3 separate regions of the Mus musculus genome follow, and regions 2 and 3 are each linked to region 1. A link is a loop called in an ENCODE intact Hi-C map of the cell type or tissue named here. Cell type or tissue: left cerebral cortex. All regions are shown on one strand.

Region 1 (8,000 bases):
GATATTTTGGAAACTAACAGCAGGTCACAGGGCTTTAACAACCAAAACCAGGTCTTCAGTTGCTCTGTTGCCTAATCAGAGGAGGCCATGAAAGGGCAAAATGCACAGATCAGCATTGTCCACAATTCTAAATGGACCCCACTGATAGTCTCCATCAGTCAGCATGCTGTCTTAGATGAGCAAGAGGAACCACTGAGGAAGACACTTAAGATGCTACAATATACGCCTAGGAGAGAGTCATATTGAGTGGTAATGCTCTTATATTCAATAGATAGAGAAGGCTCATACTCTTCCACTCTGACATCTCAGATGGTGGTCACAAACCCAAAAAGAAACTACCAGGACCTAACTGATATAGGAGGAAAGGATGAATGAATAAAACATAGGTATTGGTGTGTGTGTTCGTGTGTATGCATGTGTGTATGTGTGTGCATGTAAGTCTGTATGTGTGTGCACATGTGTGTATGTGTGCATGTATATGTGGATGTGTGCATGTATATGTGTATGTATGCATGTGTTGTGTATGTACATATGCATACATGTGTGTTCATGCATGCATGTATACATGTGCATGTGTATTCATGTGTATGTGTGTGAACATGTATGTGTGTGTGCATGTACGTACATGTATGTGTGCATGTGGGGTATGTGTGTGTGTGTGTGCAGTAATAGAAGAAAATCAATGTTAATAAAGACAGCTTGGAACAGCACACTGAATGAATAAAATCCATAAAACTTCAACAGTCAGACCAGGTCCTCAGCAGCCAGCAGCTGACTGACAAACACATGTGATCCCGAAACAGTGACAGCTTTTCATGCCAGTCCCACCTTCAACACAGTGCAATAGTGTGTGGGTAGTGGGTAGGAGCTCAGACAAGAACAGTTTACAGTACCAAAAATTCATTCTGTTCAGAGGAAAGGAACAGCTGACCCAGAAATAGGTACACAAGGTTCTTCCTGGCCTGCTTCAAGGCATCCTCTGATTAGCCTCCTTCAACCCCATCTTCTCAGTTAATAATAAAAGCTCTCTTTCCTCAAAGCAGTCCCAAGAGTTTGTAGAAGTTTTCAGTAGAAAACATATCACATTAACCTGGTTTAATTTTGAGATTTCAGCATGTGGACTAGGATGTAGTAGGCACAGGAGTCAGAGCTCACTCTAAAAACATGCTCCACCCCATGGGCCTCAATAGAATAAGGAAAATGACTTGGAGATTGAAGGGAAGGGGATATTTTTATTTTGGCAGTAAGGCTGGAAACCAAATGATTGTGGCTGTTATTCCCTTAACAACATTCCCAAGGACAGAAATGGGGCCGGGGATGGGGAAAAATGATTTTAATCTCTTTTGAACCATAATGGCTATTATTTTAAATGCTAAATTTATAATCTACAGTGTAGAATCTATAACACGATATAATCAATATGCACAGTGACTTCTCTTAATAGGGGTGATGTCAGGAAGGTTTTTTATATTATAGCTATCGGGAGTGAGGCCCTGCCCTGGTTGTCTGGCACCATCTACAACATGCAAAGATAGCCAGACACATGGCTCTTCAAAATTAAATTCAAGAGAGTTAAAAGCACCCCATTTAGTACGGAGAGAGAGCCTTTTCTTCATTTTCTTCACGTAGTTCTAATTTCATTTTTTTCTTCCTCTAACTCTGTCCGCTCATTCTGACCCTATCTAAGTCACCCGAGCTCTGATGCTGTGTTTCCTTCCCATCTTGGCCCACAGTTCCTAGTGCAGGCCTAGGCAATCTGTTATTACGAGAAGGAAATGGAATCGGTAATAAGAGTACAGTTTTTGTACCGGGAGCACAGTCAACTTAGGAGTGACTGGAACTGGAGAGGAAGGAACACTGGGTTAGTCAGGTTTGGAAAGACATAAGCGTTTTTAAGCAATAACAGTGAGGAAAGTTGTTGTTCACCTCTGTGGATGAGACCAAGGAGATTCCTCAAAAGAAACCTGAGCCCACCTGCTTCTTGGCTCTGCCCTTCCATTTCTTCCGCAGTTTGCTTCTCCTCTGGACCACTTTCATCTTTCAAGAAAACCACAGGGGGAGAGAAAAAAAATCAAGTCAATGTATGAAATATCTCTTTATGGCTAATACGCGACACTGAAATTAATTGCAAGCAATGTACCATGACTCCCCAAAAGCACAGCGGAGAGATGAATCAGAGGCATGAAATAGAAGAGGCCCCCCACATAAAGAGGTGCATTTGTACTCGTCTCTTCTCCCAGGATTTGCTAGAGGTAAAAACAACACTGAAGTAAATAATATTCACTCTGGTGCTGGAAGCATTTCTCCTTTTGCTGGCCATCTCCAAAGATGCCAAACACGTTTTACTTCAATCTTCTTTCCGGCTCTGAATCAAGTGACATTCTCAGTGTAAGGAGCTTGGCTGATTTTCTATGCCTTTTATGTTTTCGTTAGATATGTGCTTTCAAAAATTTTATTTTCATTTATCTTGTATATGGTGGTCTAACACATCAATGCGTAATTTTTTTTTTTGTCCTGAATTCATTACGCTGATCAACTGTAGAACTCTGAAAAACATAACTAAATGGGCGGCTGCATTGGAGGCTGGCTACTTGCAACTAATTATTTTTTTGTCTTAAAATTTGTGAATTCATGGGCAGAGAAAATGTACTCCCAAGGGCAAGTAAAGGCCTGATTTTATAATTAATTTTGGGGAGATCTCCAAAAACACTTTTGTGAAAAGAGCAATGTAGATCATTACCTTATCTGAAGATACAGGAATGGAATATAAAATGTAGTTATATACAGAGGACTGAAAATAAGAAGCTAGCAATATGAAGTACAAATGATCATAAGGCCTTTTGTCCAGGAGCAGCAGCTAACTCCCTTCTGTGTGGACACAATATGTCTTGTTACTTGTTTGACCAAGGGGTTAAGGTAGAAATGATGTCTTGAGCCTTCTGAGCTGCCTCAGAGTGACAGTTCTTGCTTTCTCCTTTGGGAAAGGGAGCCATAACTGCAATGCAGTTCAGACTAGACTACCCTGGACAGAGAGGGCCATGGGACCAAGCTGTGAGGAAGCAAGACCCATTAGGGAGACAGTGTTGCATCTTCTAGTCCATCCCAGCTGCTTGTAGGATGCAGAGTTGCCACCTTAGCCAATGTCCCAGAGCAGAAAGACTGCCGTGCCCTCTCCATCCCTGGCCCACAAGTAGGCCTAAGTTACCAACACTTATGATCTTACTGTGTTTTCAGTGCCACCCCTTGGTGCTGCTCATTCTTTTCTGGTTTGGTTTGATTTGAGCTTTGAGACAGGGTTTCACTCTGTGTCCAGTCTGGCCTTGACCTTGCAGTTTTCACGATTGTATCTCCTGAGTGCTGGGAAGGTAGGCATGGGCTGTTTTGCTACCTGTTCTTCATGCAAAAGCAGACGTATGAGAATCCTCCCCGAGGGCGGGGAGGGGGGCTTGACTAGCAGAGATAAAACAACAACCCTAGAACTTGGAGAGACCCATTACCAAGATACTCTGAAAGCAATCCACCGGACAGCATCCACTGTGAACAAGACTGCAGTCAATTAATACCTGAGTATGTACAGGATCTACTCCGTTTGTTCAGCTTGCGGAGAACAGAGCAATTTTGAATATGAGAAGCTAGGGACTTCTCGGTGTGTCTTTAAATCCACTGCAGTAAGTGACATATTTAACAGCACCACACAGCACCTGCTGTTGAGAATCTTCATGAGGATGACAGCACTGATTTTTGTTCTTGGGAGGAAATAGCCATCACGGTTGTTCTTGTTCCCTTAATAAGGCCAAGCTGGTTCGAGAACACGTGCCAAAAATTTAGCCAATTATTTCTTCCCTTCCTCCCTACCAAATGGACTGAACAAGCAGGAGAAGATCTGCCAGCTTTCCTCGAACAGACAGACTTCATAATGTAGATTTCACAAAAGGTCTGAAGTCTGTAGGTGACAGGCTGCCTTTAAAATTAGTCTGGTTCCTATGTCCCTTCTAGTGTGACTACGACAGAGACAGAGAGGATCCTTAACTGGAGAATACAGTCAGAGAAGGAAACAAGTCTTAGGAATGTAAGGAACTGTTTCTGGCAGTTAAAAAGAAATTCACATTCAGATGCCCAGATGCAGTGCTCTTATACAGGGGTTTACTCAGCAGCTCACCCAGGATTTCCTCTGCCTTCCCATGCAGGTCATAGATCTCCCTAACAAACATCCCAGGGGCACGTTTTTCTTCCCTATTTTGAGTTTCAGCTGTAATTTTCTACGTGAGTATTTCTGCTCTTGGGAAGCCAGCTTAGGAATCACTTCGCATGTTTATCTTGGAAGAAAGGTATTCTAGAAGTAGGCTGGGTTTGCCACTTGAGTAGCATGCCCTCAGCTGTAAAGGTACGTTTTCAATTTCAGAGACAATTCACGCTCAAATCCAGCAGGGGGCGCCAATGCAGAAGACTTGCTCTCAAAGCCCACCGTGCACTCTTGGGCAATTAGATTAGCATGCATTTCACTGTCTTTTAGAAGGACATTCTGGCTGCGTTCTATCTTTCCATCCATTTTAAATGCTTCCACCGAGTGAGTTCTTACTGAAAAAGTGGGCCTCTGCCGGTGTATGCGTGGGGTGGAGGTGGAGGGAGAGGAAGACACCACACGGACTCTCATTACCCGGTTACCAATAAGTGTTTGGTAAGGAGCAGCTCAATCTGTCTATCTTCACAGGAAACATATAAAGAATAAAAAGTTAAGTGGGGTAGGGCATATAAACTTGTGGTTTCTAGAAGGGACTTTAAAAGGGTTACAATAAATGTGAAGCAATACCTACCTACAGGGAAGCACTGGGCTATTTTGTTAGCTGAAAAATAAATGTCCCACAGAAGCTAGAGTTTCCCAGCTACTGCACATGTAGGAACATCTATCCACTTGTGATAATACACTTCCATGGCTTTTGTGTAGTGTGTGATGTGGCGTTTTATTTTCCCACCCTAAAAAGCAGAATAACCAGCAAGAATTTTTCTGTTGTCTCCTTCCCGGTGTTTTTAGTATTATTTCTGACCATCTATCTTTTAAACCATATTTATTAAGCATGTGCTATTTGCAAGAACACATTCCATGAAGTTTACATGAATAATATGAGAGTTTTTGCCTGCAGAATAAATTCATTCTCAAAGAAGGGATCTGTCACCGCTGGGCTGTGACAGGAATTCTGTGCGTGTTTAATTCTCTATTGAGAGAGATGGCAAGGCGGAATCCCAGCATTATGGCCTGAAGGTGTTATCTTGATATTTTTACTTCTTTCCACAGCTATGCATAGAAACGGAAATAGGGAAGGGAAATCAATCAGGGTAAGTCCCTGGCTACTGCTGGGCCAGCGGGCTGACGTGTACTGATCGCTGGCACGCTGTTACCTTTTCTTACTCTGGTCTCCGGAATTTTAGACACAAGCAAATCAGTTCAGATACAGCAGTTCACAGATTAAATTCTTGGTCTACGGTATAACTGTTTGTCAGTGTCCTCCGTCGGAGAGTAGGAAGCTCACGTCCCTGACGTTGGACTTAGCTGCTTGACCTGGACAATTAAAGACAAGTGGATAAGACCAGCAGTACTTCAATGTGCTGCAGAGCTGGACATGTGTCTTGTGCTTCCACCGTCTGCCATGGGGAAGAAGACGCTTTGTCAGGTGCTGGTTGACGGAGGACAAGAAGTAGGTAGAACAGCCTTCGACCCAGAGTAGAGTGAGGACAAGATTAAGGAATTCACATCTCAAAATGGAACCACCTAGCCGATCCTAGCCAATCTAGTTGATCAGGTGACCAACCTACAACCTGCAGACTCAGGTTCCCATGAGCATGAGAAAAACCAAAACCAAAACCAAAAACCTTCTTGTAAGTAACTAGAAGTCAGGAGAACTTTTGGCATTATTATTGATGAAAGTAACTGATAATAGTTGAGTAATATATATGGTATGTTTTTCTGTTATTTCTTACTAAGTGTTGACACTTTTGTGTATATTGTAGGTACTTGTATATAGTCCTACTTGTATGCACAGGTGTGTGTGTGTGTGTGATATGTAGTAAATCTGTACATGGATGTGCAGATAAGGGTACCCATGAAGGTGGTCAGAGCTAGAAGAGGATTCCAGGCGTCCTGCTATATCACTCTTTGTCTTAGTCCCCTGATGTAATGTCTCTCACTGAATCTGCAGCTAGACTGGTAGTCAGCAAACTCCAATGATTCTCCTGTCCCTGACCCTGTACAGTCAGTGTGGCAATGTCCAGCTGTTTGCACAGGTGATGGAGATTTGAACTCAGACCCTCATGCCTATGCAGCAAGAGCACTTACCACTGCACCATCTTACCAGTCCCTACCCACCTTATTTACTGATTGATTGAGACAAGGTCTCTCATTCATCTGGAATGGCTGGCCACCAAGCCAATCCTCCTTAGGTGGAGTTACAGGCACCCAGTACTGCCCCTGGCATTTTTGCAAAGGAACCAAACTTGATTCCTAAGCTTGCAGGGCAGGCCCTTAACCAACAGAGTCCTAAGCTAGCTCTGTCTTATGTGGAAGGAGATCAGTCTTGCCTGAATTTGTTTTCTTCTCATCTATATATTCATTTCACACATTTCAAAATGGTCTAGAAACACACATTTGGAAATGAAATTTGATTACATAAGAGGGAAATGGTCCTGAAGATTGCCACTGACATTAGTATGATAATGTTTGTGCTTTGTTTAATTACATAGCTATGCGAGCAACAGCTAGCATGTGCTGGTTGCTGCCTACCTTCTATTCAGTTTGAAAATACTCTGTATAGACTATTAAGTGTAATTCTTCTAACAGCCTCAAGAAGCAGCTGTGACCACAGCACTTTGTGTAGTACTGCCACAGCTAACGAAGAGCTATTGCAAAGGGTCCCAAGATCAATCTTTTATTGCCTCCCTGGAAAGACAGCTAATATTTATTATCTAAATATGATGGTAAAATTCTGGGAAGACAAAATTTACAAAGTTATACTTTAAAATTTAAGCTGAGGGCAAAGCTGCTATCTCCTATGAATTCTCTGAATCAATAAAGAACTCAAAGACTCCAAACTTTTTGATACTTGAACCATGTGGGTCCAATACTACAATTCTAAAAAATTTTTAAAATACTTTATACATTCACATAGCATAATAATATAAATATTGACATTTTATAAAAAGACTTTTTTGTATTGAAATAATCTTAAACAGCAAGAATGAAAGGAGGGAGAATTTTTTGTTTTGTTTTTTGTTTTTTGTTTTAAGTCTGAAACACTGGAGAGTGAACTGCAGATATAACCATCCACTTATTTCTCCATCAGCTCTGGACATGTTGATGTGAGTTTCATACAAAAAAACCCCCAAACAAACAAACAAACAAACAAACAAACCAAAAACCAAAAACCATTCTCTTCCTGCCTCTTCCAGACTACAATATAACCACCAAGACCTGGAGATGCACACAGATGGCAATCCGCTCACCCAATCCATGGATCACACAGACATTATACCTACTTCCCAAGACATCCTTTGCAGCTGGCTAGGAGTACCTACAGCACATCGCTGTCATGTTTCTTTGATCTCTTCCCACCTCAGCTCAAGCCTGGTGCCCTGCATGTATTCTCTCCCCAGATGATCAATGAGAGTATCTACCATGGTCAGCTCTGTTCCATCTCTCTGGAATCCAAAGGCCGGGAGGAGTGAGGAAATTAGAGAGGGAAATTAGGGTGGGGGAGGGGGAGGAAACACTAATTCCAAACAGTTATAGTTTGGGTTCTGAGGGTGTCACCAGCTGCTTGATCTCTTGGTGAGAAGTTTCCAAGTTGGCTGACTCCTGTGAAAGGGAAACCTCACGCCTGTCTTTCAGGAAAGATAAATAGGCGTTCACCTGAGTGCTCTGCAGCTGTGTTTCCTGGCAGCTGCTGCCTGCTGGTGCCTCCTTTTTATCACCTATGTGCTTGGCTATCACACGCTCCAGTGAAGCCCCT
Region 2 (8,000 bases), 560 kb before region 1:
TGTTTGTGTGTCTATGGCTTCAGCACTGACCACTCTGCACTCTCTGCATTGGGCAGCAATAGGGGCTCATCTCTGGGAGAGGCTAATTACTCATTAGTTGCTGGTCGCTCTGTGTCTAGCAGTGGGGCCCACAAACTTTTTCGTCTTCCACATTCATGTGTCCATTAACTTTACCACTGTTCTGGTCTTGTTTATTCAGCCATGTCTAAGAGAGATTGTTTCACAACAAGTTCCTGGTATTCTGTCTCTTAAAATCTTTCCACTCTCCTTTTCACAGTGTTTCCTGAGCCATAAACTAAGGAGCTGTGATGTCAGTCTGTTGGAGCTGGCTGCTCCACGGACAGGTTGATCTCAGCATCTGTGATGGTCTCTATTTGTTATACAGAGAAGCTTTGATTCAGGGTGGTAGCTATCTGTGTGTATAACACTTAGAATGTGGTAAGGAATTCTGATGGTCTAGAAGAGTGGTCCAAGTAGATTGTTTTCTAAGGTCTACAACCTCGCTAGCCCTGGGAAGCTGGCTAGGTTTTCAGTACTAGCATGGCAAGATATGTATAAAGGTGCAGTGAGTGAAATTCCCTTGTCAGTGGCAGCCAACAACAGTGCAGGGGGACTTAATACCCATTCAGCTGGAGGGAACTCATAGCCATACTGGAACCCTAACCGGCTTTCCAGGGTTAGTGAGGTCATGGGCCTTAGAAAAGAATCTGTCTAGTATCCAAACTGACTTGGCTTATACTTGGCTGTGTCACTGGTTACTATGACTTTGATCAAGTTGTGCTCTTTGTTCTTGGTCTCAGTTTTTCCAACCATAGCTGGAATTGCTGGCTTAGGTGGCTCTGGGGATGGTCTTTATCAGAGGAGGACTTGATTTTCTAGGAAACTGCAAATAGTTCTGTGGGTGTGTGCACAATTATGTGGGGCACAGACACTTGGCCACTTTTCTCCCTCTTCCGTGGTCTGTGGCTAGGGCTTTGTTTTTGTTTCTTGCCGCTGACCATTATTTTTTTCCCCAAATGTCCCTCTAGAACCTTGCCTCAGTCTTAGCAGTTATACAACAATATGCACATCACAAGTGTACAGTGATGAGTCATCACAAACAAAACATAACCATGTTTAGGAAATAGGTGAAGACACACAGTATTATCTGTCCTCTAGAATCCTTGTCACAGCTCCTGGGTTACTCTTCCTTTCTCTTAAGGAGTCATCTAGCCTGACTTCTGAAATCTGGCCTTGATTATATTTCTGTAGACTGGCTTACCTTGCTTGTATTATGTTTGTGAGCTACCTCAGTTGCTGTACAATTAGTTTTTAGGGACTGAACCAACTTGCCTCATACCTGGTTGTGTTATAGCTGTATAATGTTATGTAAGGTGGGCCTACCACAATGAACTCATTCATTCTTTTTGCATTTGGTTGCTCCTTGTTGGAGCTATAAGAAAAAAAGCTCTGCTCTGAGCCTTGTGATTGGTATCTTCTAATGAATATATACACATCTGTTTGAAAGGAATATTTTATAAGTAGATGCTGGGTTATAGAGTAGATGCGTGTTCAGCTTTAGCAGACACTGGACATAACCGCCAGGATATTCATACCATCTCCAGTGTTACCTGCCAGGAGGTCCAGTAGCTCCAGCAATGTTAACTCAGCTTTAGTGTCAGTCTATCTAGTGACCGTGGGGCTGTATCATATTATGATTCTGTGTTGAATTTCTTCATGGCATGTAAAAACCTCTCCATTCCAGTTTTAATTATCATGTTTCTTAAATGATTCCCTCAGACCTTATCAAGTGAGCTGTCCTAATATTTAATCTCCCCAGTCACTGATCACTGAAGGGTCCTGTGCCTTTCTCATGTTTGCTTTACCCTGTAAACTATTCTATTGTCCCAGAGAACGCCACTCATCCAGCCACCAGCTCATTTCACATGGTCACATGGCCTTTAAGGACTGCCTGGGCATACTGGGCAGTGTTCCAGATGTGGGTCTTTGGGTCTTCCCTTTGCTTCATTCCATTCTCTCGCCCTGTTGAGTTAGACTGCTCAATTTTTTGGCCTATCCCTTTCCCTACTTTTGTTTTGTAAGCCATTGCCTCCAAGCCATGGCTGTTACTTTTAGCCAGGCAGAGGTTATTTTTGTTAAATGGGAGAGTAATGACCATGACTGTAGTAGGAAACTCCAGGTCTGTTTTAATTACTTAGAATTCTTCCTCATTTTAGACATGCATCTCCTACAATCCAGGCAAAGGTCTCGCCTACTCTGTCAACCACAGCTCACTTATCCAGAATGTTCTTTAATATCCTTATCCATCAATTGCATCCTCTTGATGAAATGATTTACACTACTTTATCATCATTATTTATTATTGTTACTTAGATAGTGCATCCTTATTCATACGGCGCAGGATCAGAGGTACACTCAATGTGCTTCAGCACCAGGTCAGGAGCCTTATACACTTTCAAAGAAAGCTTTTCACGCTCTAACCTGATTTCAGTTCAGACCTGCTTGTTAGGGAGTGTTGGTCTTCCTCCTGTCTTCTTCAGGCTGTGATAATGCTGTCTGTGGTTTGAATAACTCCAAAGTTGAGGTGCTGAAGGTAGTCACAGAGATCTTGTTTATAAAAACAAAGAGAACATGGCCAACTCACATGTTTCAGAGCATAATTTTAACATGTAGACTAGACAAGATATACTGAAACTAGTAGCTATTATATAATGAGTTTCACTTGCATTTAAATTATTCTTCAGAGTTTTTGAAAGTTGATTTAGAACAAATGACTTGTATTTTTTATTATATTAAGCCAGAGTAATTTTTTTTTGTTAGATTTAACAAGAATTCTCTGAATGTCTTCAGAATCACAAAGTAACAGTCTGCTGTTAGTAAGTAAAATACATTTTTTTAAAGTAAACAATATCAGAGCAAAAGCAGCAACAACCAAATGTGTCTTTTCTCGGGAAGCTAATCTTATCATATTTTGCATATTGTATAGGGAGGCTTGTCGAGTTAACAAGTGGCAGTCCCAACTATGGGCAAAGCCATTGTGTTTTAAGAGCAACCCACATTCTTGTTTTACAGTATTCATTATCTTGAGAATAGTTGGAGTAGATGTGCTGTTGGGAGTGGTTTGGTTTTTACCACTAGATGGCACTGCAGTTAGGGAAAACAAATCCCATAGCTCTTAACTAGGATCTTTGGCAGTGAAGCTGTCTGCAAGGACAGGATGTACTGCTAAAGGGGATTGAAGAGGCCACCAGTGATTTCTAGATAGAGTCTGTGGAGACAGATTGTGGAGATTCTAGCATTAGGGGTTATTTAGCTGGTGCCTTCTTGAAGCCACATTGACACCTGATACAGAGATGGGAACGCATCTTCATATTCTGGAGTTTCCATTCACATCCTTCTGAAATACTTTGTCTGAAGTTGCTTTACATTTAAGTGGTGGCTCTTAATGTGTGTCATAGGTGGTCATTCTGATTGGCTCTTTTTAGAAAGCTGGCCTGCTTCCTTCCCTCCTTTTCATCCTTCCCTCCTTTGCTCCCTCCCTCCCTCATGCCCTTCCCTTTTTATTTATGTGCTTCTCTTCATAAGAATCATTTTTGCAATGACTGTTTACACCATTCTTTCTTCATCTTTGGCTCTAAGGAGTTCTTAAGAGAATTAAAACTTCCCTTGCCTTGTGTCCTTGTTCTGTAACCTTCCTTGTTTGTTTAAGGCTGTCCGAATTAGTGAATGTGCTCAAAGAGAGAGAGAGAGCTCTCTTTTTGGCTTCATATATTGAGAGCCAAGAGTCTTCTAGAAGAATGCTCAGGTTAAGATTTTTTCCCTAACTCTCTCGTCATTTACATGGCAGCAGGCAGAAGGCACTGCCAGCAGGCACAGGTACACTGCAAGGTGGCAGAAAATAATGCTGAAGGTCACCTCGCTCAGCTAGATGGTGGCTGTGTGACATGGGTGACTTACGTAGACTCTATGTCGTTCAGTTTCAAGATCTGTGAAATGGGGCCCATAGCATCTCATTAGGTTGCTGTGAGAATGGAGGGATAGTGGTAAAGCCGCTTTGTCGGTTGGAGCCCTGAGCAGGGTAGAAAAGGGTTTCTCAGGGCTTGAGCTCAAAGCATCTGTTCTCCTAGGAGCTGAGGCTGCTGGGGAAACTGAGGGAGTGTAGTTTAGCAGTTGGGGTACAGAAGAGCCCAGCTATAGAAAGGGTGTGAACAGCAGACCTTAATTTCCTAGTTAATACTTCCTTTTCTTCATTACTGCTTGAAAGAAAATAGTGAGCTAATTTAAATTCTGCTCATATATTCTGAAGACGCTTTTCTCGTTTAGTTTCATTATCTGAACCATCAGTATTTCTTTTGAAGTGTCTAAGTAGTGCATTGAAATTTCTTACTCATTTCTCTCATTTCACATTGAATTAATGACAGAGTATTCGAAGTAGATGAAGTCTTAGGGCTGATCTTATCCAACCTTGTCATGAGACACTGGGAGTGTAGAGCCTGCACACAGGGTTTCTGCTGCAACTTCTCAGGATTACATAGGGAATGGGTGTTCAAGCTGAGGTCAGAATATTATTCTCTGATTTCCAGTTCAGCATCCTACATAGAAATGACCAGTCTGGTGTGTTCCCGAGTCCCTCTTTCCTTCACAGGATGCATTAAACTTTATTATATCAAAAAGTTGCAAATAAATATGTATAAACTTTAGGAACTGTTTGTTGATGAGCTTTCCTGGCATTACTCTAGAGGAGTGAGCTCCTTCAGTGAGTGTGGGGGTGCCATATTAAAGCAACTAAAGGGGATTTTGTAGGTATGTGACAGGGGAGGGAAGAGATGCCTTGAGATATGAGAGTGGGGAACACCTTCAAAATTAAAGTCAGCAGGCTTGCTTTAGAACTTCAGCAATCTTTGTTGGGTATTTCTGTGGTTTAGGTATCAGAGTAATTGTGGCTTCATAGAATGAGTTGGGTAGAGTACCTTCTGTTTCTATTTTGTGGAATAGTTTGTGAAGAACTAGAATTAGATCTTCTTTGAAGGTCTGATAGAACTCTGCACTAAACCCATCTGGTCCTGGGCTTCTTTTGGTTGGGAGACTATTAATGACTGCTTCTATTTCTTTATGGGATATAGGACTGTTTAGATCATTAACCTGGTACTGATTTAACTTTGTTATCTGGTATCTGTCTAGAAATTTGTCCATTTCATCCAGGTTTTCCAGTTTTACTGAGTATAGCCTTTTGTAGAAGGATCTGATGGTGTTTTGGATTTATTTCTTCAGGATCTGTTGTTATGTCTCCCTTTTCATTTCTGATTTTGTTAATTAGAATGCTGACCCTGTGCTCTCTAGTGAGTTGGGCTAAGGGTTTATCTATCTTGTTGATTTTCTCAAAGAACCAGCTCATCCTTTGGTTGATTCTTTGAATAGTTCTTCTTGTTTCCACTTGGTTGATTTCGCCCCTGAGTTTGATTATTCCCTGCTGTCTACTCCTCTTGGGTGAATTTCCTTCCCTTTGTTCTAGAGCTTTTAGGTGTGTTGTCAAGCTGCTAGTGTGTGTGCTCTCTAGTTTCTTTTTGGAGACACTCAGAGCTATGAGTTTTCCTCTTAGAAATGCTTTCATTGTGTCCCATAAGTTTGGGTATGTTGTGGCTTCATTTTCATTAAACTCTAAAAAGTCTTTAATTTCTTTCTTTATTCCTTCCTTGACCAAGGTATCATTGAGAAGAGTGTTGTTCAGTTTCCACTTGAATGTTGGCTTTCTATTATTTATGTTGTAACCCTATAGGTGGAACAACAATATGAACTAACCAGTACCCCCCCCGGAGCTCGTGTCTCTAGCTGCATATGTATCAGAAGATGGCTTAGTCGGCCATCAGTGGAAAGAGAGGCCCATTGGTCTTGCAAACTTTATATGCCTCAGTACAGGGGAACGCCAGGGCCAAGAAGTGGGAGTGGGTGGGTAGGGGAATGGGGGGGGGTATGGGGGACTTTTGGGATAGCATTGGAAATGTAAATGAAGAAAATATCTAATTAAAATAATAATGAAAAAAGAACTTCAGCAATCTTCAACATTCCCTTTACTTTTTGCTCCCAACTTATTCTCTGAGAGGATTTATATTTGGTGCTAAGAGAAACGTCTTCCTTTAGCTTTGGTGTCTCAAGGTTACAAACCTGTGGTTTTTTGAAGTGATTCTTTACAATGAAAGTGCTCTGAATTCTTTTTAGTTTTCTTTATTTTCTTTTGTTGCAGTTATTAAAAAGGTGGTGTTCTCAAACCATTCCACATTCTACCATGGAGTGGGAAGGCATTGTTGAGCCAAGCCCTAATTGAGAAGCTATTGAACAGTTGATGACTTCTGGGAGAGGGGGAGTCAGTTTTCTTTAAGGGTGTGACTCCTGCCTGATAGGTGGATCATACTCTAGTGGATGACCCCACAGCCACAAATGGGTCCTTGTGGACAGTACAAATTGGGGTCCATAGTTATTAAACTATAAAAAAAAAGGTGCAGTGTTCTCGTTAAAGGAAACTGCTCTCTTAAAAGATAATGGCATTCAAATGTGAGTGGTGGGCTTAGTTTCTTTGAGTTCGAATGCTGCTTTATATCAACTGAGTATTGATGTCAATTCTTTAGGCTCCCAGGTTGGCCCTCCAGCGTGTATTGAAAACTGTTCTGAGGTGATGATGGCTCTTGCTCAGGGAAGTGTACAAGTACTAGGTTGGCAAGGCTAGGGTAGGATGTCAAGTCAGTAGGCAGTACCCACCCTCTATCTACTAACTACAGAGAGAAGCTATAGTAAAATACAGGGACCATATTGGGAAGAGAGACTGTTGGAGGGGTTCTCTGCCACCCTGTCTCAAATTCATTTTCTGGGCGCTTGACATGGGGTTAGGTTTACGTAGTGTCCTGGGAGAAGTGTGGTCCTGCCTATTATTGACCCATCCTTGTCTCAGATCCAGTCCCTTGCAAGACAACTTGTCAGAACTGTGTGGACTCTGGGAAACAAGTTCCTCTTCTATGTGGTCACCTGCCCCTAGCCACCTTCTCCCAGAATGAAATTCCTGGGGATATTCTAATTATTTGGAGACATTATTTCAACAGTTTGATAGCCAAAAGGAGAGGCACATGTCTCTTTAGAATAAGGTTGGTAGTACTGTGGTACCGCTGGCAGTCATGAAGGTTGAAACATTCCTCAGTCTACATGGGGCTCTTTCCTTCTTGACTGGTCCTAGGCCCTTTACACTTGTACTATTGAAGTTATACACAGTTAAAGTTCAATTCCTACCCTCCCCACTGTTCTACCCTGTAGTGCAGGGCTAAGGGTGGTAGTTAATGTCTACCATGATCTGTGAATATGGTATTGAAGCCTGGCCTAACTCCTTATCATTGTGAGCTTAAGTTTTCTCCTTATACTAGGGTCTAGCAGCCACTACTACCTTAGTGTCATGGACTGTGTACAAAGGTAGTCTATATAAAGTACTAACTATTTGATTACATATATTTTATATGTCATATATATTTATTTACATTTATGTATGCATGCATGCATGTGTGTGTGTGTGGGGGGGGCTTATAGAATGGCTCCAAAGAGTTAAAGAAGCGAGGTGTTTTAGTGGTAAAGAGTTGAGCTACTGAACAAGGGTCAAGGCTAAGTGGGATTAAGCCAAGTCAAAAGCTCTGGAACAATTATGAATTCTCTGCTTCTTGGCCCCTTGATGCATATACCAGGTGGTGAGATTACAGGTGAATGGGGTCATCTTCACCTCAGTGCTATGGGGTCAAGGTGAGGACGTTGTACTTTCTTTAGTCTGGAGTCTTCATACCTTTTTGGATCTGGTTTTTCAGATAGGTTTTTATGTATTCATGTGCCTCTCTACAACCTCAATTCTTGCTAATAAATTTACAGGGTAATACCCTTTCTTGTCCTAGTTATAGTGTAGGTGATGCTGGACAAATGGCACTGTTCACATGCCATCAAAGGGCAGAGTCCTCTCCATCCTCGACATGGAA
Region 3 (8,000 bases), 1.8 Mb after region 1:
GTAAGTTTGTTTTCACCTTGAAGATGCGTGTTTAACTCATTCAAACAAGTGGCTAAATATTAATGTATCGATTCATCACCATTGTGGGAGATGAGCTCATGTACAGAGCAGAAGATAACTTGGCAAAGTTGAATCCTGACACTTTAGCCCCAATTTCCAAATGGAATTCATAGAACTATATTCTTCAACAACAACAAAATGAACATCTCTCTTTATTAGTCCTTCACAGGTCCTACCTTCCAGATACAAATCTCTATTTCTAGTGGAAGGTAACATGAAAACTATACACATTTACAATAAATCTTTCAGAAGCCCAAACTTTCCATGAGAATTCTAACAGAGAATTTAAATTTAAGAAAGTACAATGGAAATATTGTATGTAGTTTTCAATTACAAATTTAGTAAATATTAAATATTGAAAAGATTAATTTTGAAAATGTAAAAAGGAGTTAAACTTCACCCTGGATTTCTAAGTATTCCTGTTATCAAACTCTGTTACCTGGGAATCTATTGCTAAGAAAACATTAGAAACTGGAATGTCTAAAATTCTCTAGTAAACATTTTTAACCTACTATTAATAATTGCACATAGAGTAAACACAAGTAAACAAGTCAATTTTTCCTCAAAGATTTACTTTTGACATCTATGAGAAATGAACACATAATTAAATTAACAGTGTTTCTGAACACCAACTCTGAAGTGGGTCATCAACAAAAACTAAGCATGACATCAACTAACGTTTACTTGTATCTAACACAATGTGGAAGGAAACCATGGAAAGCTGGAGAACACTACAGCCAGGAGACAAGGCAAAGACTCAAGACAAACTGTAATTATCTTTAGTGAAAATAAAGCTGTAGAAACTGAGCTGCAAGCTGCGATACCGGATGACTAAACATATGAGCCCTGTGAGAACTGTGTGGAAATGAGAAGTATTCTGTAGGCAAAAGTGAGGCCATACAGTGGGCAGTGCTCCCATACTTCAGAGCCACTAAAGCTGTGCTCACACAAAGAACACATCGGTATGGGTGTCTCTCCCTGCTCTCAACTGTCTTCATCAACAAAACATGTAGGCTATTTCTAAAGGTCACTGAACAAATAGGAACTGTTTTCTAGTATAAAAATAAAAACATCCAACTGTTTAACAATATTATAGGACTAGGATACAGCGCAGTGGCAAACCACTTGCCTAGTGAACATGAAGTTCTCAGTTCCATCCACAGTATTACAAAAATACAGAACTTAATGTACTTCAATTACTTGGTCCGTGGCTCTACCGTAATATCTATGAAGATGCATCCTAGCCCAGGACCTGTCTTCTTGCATTCAGTACCTAATCCCAATACCAAACAAGGGAAAGCATGGGGGTGCCACCTATTAGCTGAGGGGATAAAAATTGAATGAAGGTGCAGTAAAACATAAAAAATAAGTGAATGAAGCAAAACATGTCAAAAGAAAGACTGGGCCAAAAGACTAAGAAAACTCTATGGTGAGCAGGCCGAAAATCCTATTAGGATGTTAAAATTCAGTAAGTACTTTTATTAAAAATGTAACTTATAACAAGCAGTGATGTCAGTCCAGGCTTTAAGAAAATGGGAAAAGTGTATAATATATCATTTGCAATAACTACATCTTCATACAACAATTATTTCGGTTTTGATTATTCCTTGAAGATTAAAAAAAGTCTGTTTTTATATATATCCCAATTACTTAAGGCACTCATAAATTGCCATGCATACAAAAAAAGCAATTTTAGCTAATGACATTCATAAATACATATGTATATATTCAAGCACTAGGATTTTTTTCTAAAACATCCTTAAAAATATGAGTTTCTAGAAATGAAAGATACAAAAAGCATAAAGTTTAGATAAAATGAGGAGGGGGTATTGTGCAGTGTACAATCCATCCATTTTCTCATCTATATAGTTTTCCAACATCAATTCATTATCTTGTTTATAAGATAGTTTCAATTACATATTTAATTCTAGGTGAATTTGTTAACTTTTCTAGAAAAATAATTTTAGATATGCAAAAAAATCATAAATCTACGTGATTATGGAAACGGCTTATTTCACAGTGGCCTCAACCAAGGCTTCACATTTTAAAGTGTGCATGAACTTAGATACTATTCAGTGATCACATTAAGGGGGAAAAAAGGTAAAAAATGTTTTTACCAAACTGGAATTTCTTGCATTGGTTTTTCTTTCCTTCACACAAGTGGTCATTGAACACAAATTCCACACATATTAGACACTGTAAAAATGTTCACATTAAACAAAATTATCACAGTGTTGTAAAATGTCAGCCTCACTTAAGAATCCTGCTAGTCGGTGATTTCACTATTTTATCAAGCATGTGAAATGCTATCTTCAAACTGAATGTTGCTGCTAGGTGGCTACACAAACTCTGCTTGCTTAAAGACAGGATTATCAGGAAATAGGAGTCTCTTTGACAAAGTAATGTAAAGCGTTTCCCAGAATATCTCCCAGAACAGCCCAGACTCTTGATAAATCCCTCGAACAGTGTGAAAACAAGTGCCCTTTCAAGGAAAACTACCTAGTGATTAATTACTGAAAGTGTACAAGACCAGCTCCTAAAGACAAGGTTACACTGCCATGAGAATAACGTGATTCCTACGAGTTACTGTGCAAGCTTCTCCCTCATCAAATTCATAGTCTGGCTACTTTCAAAGGATGTAGGGATTCAAACAAATAGAGAAGGAAGGAAGGAAGGAGGAAAAGAAGGGAGGAGTTGTACTAATTTATTTATAATGCTATAGTAGTCTGCCAGAGACACTTTCGGACATTTTGTATGTATGTTATATGTACCCACCCTAAGGATCGCTCAATTTATGCTTCTATAATCCTTACTATATAAACATTCTGAGTATTATTATAACCCACAAGTGAATATAAAATGGACTTGTGAAATATGAATTTCAGATACTCTTTATGCATAACAATAAAGTTCTCTATTTTATAAAAACATATTTATAAATACACAAGCATTTTAGTGAAGCTCTGATCAATTCCAAATTTATCATGAATTTAGCAGGTAGAAGATGCAAGTTTTGGAAGTGGCAGCAGTTGCCAATATCACATTATGTTACTGACATCAGACTTTTAAAACCATTAGTTTTCTTAGTAAGATAACGTGTGTGGCTGATGCATCACAATGTTATACGACAGAGCTCTTTGGAAACATTGAGGCATGCTACAGCCATTTGCCAGCAAGATACACCAGTTCCCTTCTTCACAGGAGGATGCCAATGAGCATGGACGGGTGGTAGAACAGGAAGAAAATGACTTGGGGGGTCCTCCGCAGTTGCCCAGGTGATAAGAAAGCTCTAAGCTGAAAAACCTGTGATCCCTAAGCAGCAGCAGAGACATGGAGAGATTCCAGCCAGCTTCACAGCACCTGCAGTAAGTTCTGATTGGTGGAATCACAGCACACCCTGGTGACAAAAACATGCTACCTCTGGCAGGCCTGGAGCTCCGCAAAAGGCAAAGCAGAGCGAGCTTGCACAAGACTTCTTCAATCTCCCTGAGAAGAAACAAGACAGTGAATAGGAAAACCAAAGCAAGGATGTGACACAAGCAAGTATGCAACATAAATGCGATGGTTCTGAAGCCAGCCAGCTGTTACTTCCCAGCAGCATGGTCTTGGGGGTGCTTTTAGGTTGTTTATAACTCAATTTCACATTAAAAGTATCTTTAAGAATCAAAGAAAATACTTGAATCATGCTTGGTACAGAGCCTAGTAGACAGAAAGAACTATACAGACTCGTTATGCAAATGAATGGATGAGGCTAATGTAAAGAGAGAATTAAGCTAAAAGGAAGACTTTCTATTTAAAATGAGTAATATTTAAAAATATTCTGTTTAGGGCATGGGATGTGTCCTCTAGCATGCTTTTTACATACAAAATCCCTTTCCGATTTTATAACAAAATTGTCTCCTTTTACAAACAAATATTGAGCCCAAAACAAAATTAATAAGTGCAGCTCACCAGGAGAGAGCATATCTAACTTTTCGAGGAGGAGGAGAGGGAGGGAGGAAAGGTGAGGGACAGGAAAGGATGTGGAATGGTATAGCCAGGACTCAGACCTGATGTCACTAACCGCAGACTTAGTGGGCTACAGACACTGCCTTTACTCCTCTGGTGTTGTTTATGATAAGGCACCATCTACTTTAGACAGGGCTATCCTCCAATTTGCCAAAGATGTAGCCAAGGATAATCTTGAAGCTCAGTCCTCCTGCTCCTGCCTCCTAAGTGCTGGAATTACAGACCTTAGCCACCATGCTTGATGTATACAGAGCTGGGGTCCAAAAGCGAAAACTTCCTAAATGCTAGACAAGAGCTCCTCCCAATTAAGCTGCATCCCCAGGCTCTTGTGCTATTTCATGGTTGAGGAACCTGAAGTATCTCAGCTAAAGTCCTGGCCAAGGCTCACGGATTAATAGAGAAGTAAATTTTCTAGTGTACTGGGAAAATGTTATATGTCTCTGTCCCATACAACTCAATAGATATAAAATTCCATGGTCACTGGGAATCATCTCTGGAACCACAGTCTTTTAATTAGTAAAAACAAAACAAAACTCCCTACCCACAACACATCCCCAATACTAACTAAACTGAGGAAAAGCACTCTTCTTTCTGTGGTAGAAAGTAGCAAGGTTGGTTGTCCATTCAAGGAAAGCATGCTAAAGTGTCTTTGTTTCTCCAACACAGAAGGGAGGTGAATGAGAAGTCCCAGGTAAATACAGGAGCCCACTAGCTCCCTATCCCCGCTAAGACTGTTGGTGACTGATGAAAAGAACTTTCTAAGGGTGCATTCCATTTGACCATGCCCGGGCTGGAAAGGAGAGAAAAGGCAGGCAGCTCCCCATCAAAGGTTTGTGGAAGTCATCTCTTAGCAACTGGAGCAAAGGTCATGCAGGTACTAACTAACCACCCTCTGCAGCAGAAAAGCAGACATTTTATACCAGCAGTGAAAAGATGAAGGAATACTGAAAAGACAACAAGTATCACAAGGCACATTAACAACTCTAGCATAGGGTCTCAGCACTGCACACAAATGAATGTACTTCTTTCTGGATGAACTGAATATCTAGATTAAATTCCATACTACGTCAAGAGAAAAACATTATTTTTGGCTGGTCTTGTTGACTATGTTTTCAGGCACTTGCTTACACAACTCATAAAACAAAATGCCTATTTAAATTTCACAGGCTTCCATTTTAATGTCTTTTGTAGATATTGGAATATAAACAGTAGTTTTTCCTTCCAAACAACAAATGCATGTGCAAGACATAGCATATTCCTCTATTACAAAATGCTTTTCTTCTTCTTTGTAGATTTTCTTTTATATATGATAGAATCTCTGAATAATACAGCCTTAGATTAAATAACAGTATTAACACAGTAACTATCAATAGAACAAAGACACAAAGTAATAAGTAACTACCTCATGCCATCCTAACATTTTTTTTCATTTCCATATAAAATATATTTAAGTATGGACATTCTATTAAAATCTAGTAATAGTTTAAATATTAACATCCTCTATTCATCATAAATGGTTTTGCAGATCATTAACAGTATCAAATATTTTCTTGCTTGCTTGATATTAGTGGAAAAAACTTTTTTTTTTTTGAAGAGAAATAAAGGATGTTTCTTATTTGTTCTGAAAAGTACAGTATTCATATTTACTTCAAAATATCAAAAAGTACCATTTTAATCTATATTGATGAATAATAAATATATATGATGGTATATACTTTTAAAATAATATATTAATAGTTCAATATAAATATAGTAAACATACTTAAGGGTTTTAATACACATATACATTATGAAATATTACTATAACCAAGCTAGCTAGCATAACCACACTTTGCACTAAATTTTTGTGTAGATACACACTGAAAAGACATGGGCTGGAGATATAGCTTCCCTAGCACCCAGAGGCCTTGGCTTTGATCCTCACCCAAGGGCAAGGTGGGGAGATATGTAAATTCTCTTAGCAAATTTTCAGTAAATAATGCAGTGTTATTAGCTACAACTGCCACATTAGTTATGCCTAACAAAGTATTTGCCTAACACAATTTCCAGAAAGAAGGCTTTATTTTGGGCTCAAGGTATCTGTCTGCTCATTATGGTAGGATGTGGTGAAGAAGGGCAGTCACATGCATCACAGCAGTGAAGGAGCAGGCAAAGGACTGTCAAAGACACATCACAGCCAGAGGTGTGTTTACTAAGCCATCAAATCCAGTCAGGTTGTAAAACGAAGGCTATCATAGTCACTTCATTGTAGCATACTAATTAAGTAATTATTAAAAACCCATTCTGTTTCCCTTTGTGATATAATTTTCTGTAGAGGGTGTTTGTTTCCCTTCTAATTTGTATAACAGCCATAGACTTTTAGTTCCTACTTCCCAGGAGGTTTATAAAATTATTACTCATAGTAATCAATTTTGAAATAATAATTTAACTTTCATTACATACAAAAGTTCTACAGTTTCATTGAGTAAATCAAATTGAGCCTGCTCTAAGTTTTTCTTATGTTGTACGGAATTGCAGTTTTCAGACTAGCCAAGAATGATTTTTTTATAAAGTAACAGCTTTGACCAGAGTTATTTCACCAAGAGTGTAAGTGCCAAGAAAGAATGACTCTGCACATCTTGTTTATGCAAGTGAGTAACCACCATCTGCCAGCACTCTGCCGGCACAAACTGATCACTTATGTATGCCAACAAAGGATGACACTGGAATATACACCAAATCACGTAAAAAACAGATGTATGAGCCTATCAATCATACTAGATGAAATGCCCTCACCTGGATTTATAAAAGGAGTAGGCTAAGACCAAATGACATGTGACACTACTCCTAGTGAGATGCTGTCTTAGTTAATATTGCTGTGATATTATACCACCACCAAGGCAACTTTTAGAAAGATGGATTTATTTAGTTTACAGTTTCAGAGGGATAGCAGTGCATTATGGTAGGGATACATGGCAGCAAGCTCAAGAAGGTATGGAGGCAGAAACAGTTGAGCCTCACATCTCACACTACAAGGAGGGAGCAAAGAGACAAATGGCACATTTTTAAGTTCTAAAAACTCACCCCTATGTCACACTTCCTCCATCAGGGCCATATCTCCTATGTCTGCCCAAACAGAGCCACCAACTGGAAACAAAGTATTCCAATGCCCAAGAATTTGAGTGGCATCTCATTCAGATGTGAATATACATTTACTCACCCCAGATAGGGAAAAACAGAGCAGAGGAGAGATATAACCAAGGTCCAAATTGATGAACCAAATCATATTACTGGGGTAACTTATAGGTACATGTGTAAATAGTTATTTACAGGGGCAGAAACAACATAAACATGGCTACATAACTGAAACGTACCTCAGCATGGGTAGCAGCCCACTAAGCTAGAAACTTGGAGTGCTAAGTATAACCAGTAGGCAACTAAACAGGTAGGAGACTCATGTTCTTTCCAGGCAACTCAATTGGTCTGAGCCTACTCTAGGAAACTTAGCTGGTTCATGTTTCTTCCAAGCACCTCAGATTGTCTGAAAGTGTCTCTGAGCAGTACATTACTTATATATACTTAGAGAAAGAAGTTGGGGGAGGAGATAACCTAGTGAATCTGGTTAGTTTCAGGGACTTCCTGAAGCTTTCTAGTTGTTTACTTCTTTTCTCAATGAGCTTCCTTAGAGGGTGAAATGTTTTACCTTTTGAACACCATGTTGTTCACTTCCATTTTAAAGTCTTTTATATATTAATGTGTGATATGTAATATGTAACCTGATAATTAATGTTACTAGTAATTAATATTGTGATAAAACCCTGTGTTTGCCAACAGAAGCTATTAAAAGAAATCAGGACTATTTGGTAAATTACAAGCAATGAAACTGATGTAGTTTGTAAATGTATTGGTTGTTCAATAAACTGTGATCCTGTAAAAAAACTAAGTGGTATCCA

Evidence for each region. Peaks named below come from ENCODE experiments on the same cell type or tissue, not always from the same donor. Only the 100,000 strongest peaks of a DNase experiment are listed, where the experiment ranks them.
Region 2: it touches region 1 in a loop (3.0-fold over the local background); 14 of 42 quality-filtered maps call a loop at or near these places.
Region 3: a loop joins it to region 1, with 2.7 times the contacts of the local background. A loop is called at or near these places in 5 of 42 quality-filtered maps.

The regions. Positions count from the first base shown.
Region 1 is chr2:142,250,558-142,258,557 of GRCm38, reverse strand. Macrod2 (mono-ADP ribosylhydrolase 2) reads right to left here. Exons shown (of 19, transcript NM_001013802.3): 12 at 1,927-2,037. Among named protein-coding and RNA genes, the nearest start is that of Gm25583, 610 kb to the right of the region's middle. In left cerebral cortex, CTCF peaks have their summits at 4,425 (motif pointing right) and 6,843; DNase peaks (open chromatin) are centred at 843, 3,806 and 4,440; H3K4me3 peaks cover 283 bases; H3K27ac peaks cover 943 bases.
Region 2 is chr2:142,808,379-142,816,378 of GRCm38, reverse strand. All of the region lies in intron 12 of Kif16b (kinesin family member 16B), which reads left to right. Among named protein-coding and RNA genes, the nearest start is that of Kif16b, 89 kb to the left of the region's middle. In left cerebral cortex, a CTCF peak has its summit at 3,136 (motif pointing right); a DNase peak (open chromatin) is centred at 3,149; H3K27ac peaks cover 546 bases.
Region 3 is chr2:140,496,592-140,504,591 of GRCm38, reverse strand. All of the region lies in intron 3 of Macrod2 (mono-ADP ribosylhydrolase 2), which reads right to left. Among named protein-coding and RNA genes, the nearest start is that of Gm23846, 60 kb to the right of the region's middle. In left cerebral cortex, a CTCF peak has its summit at 3,467; DNase peaks (open chromatin) are centred at 895, 3,458 and 6,703.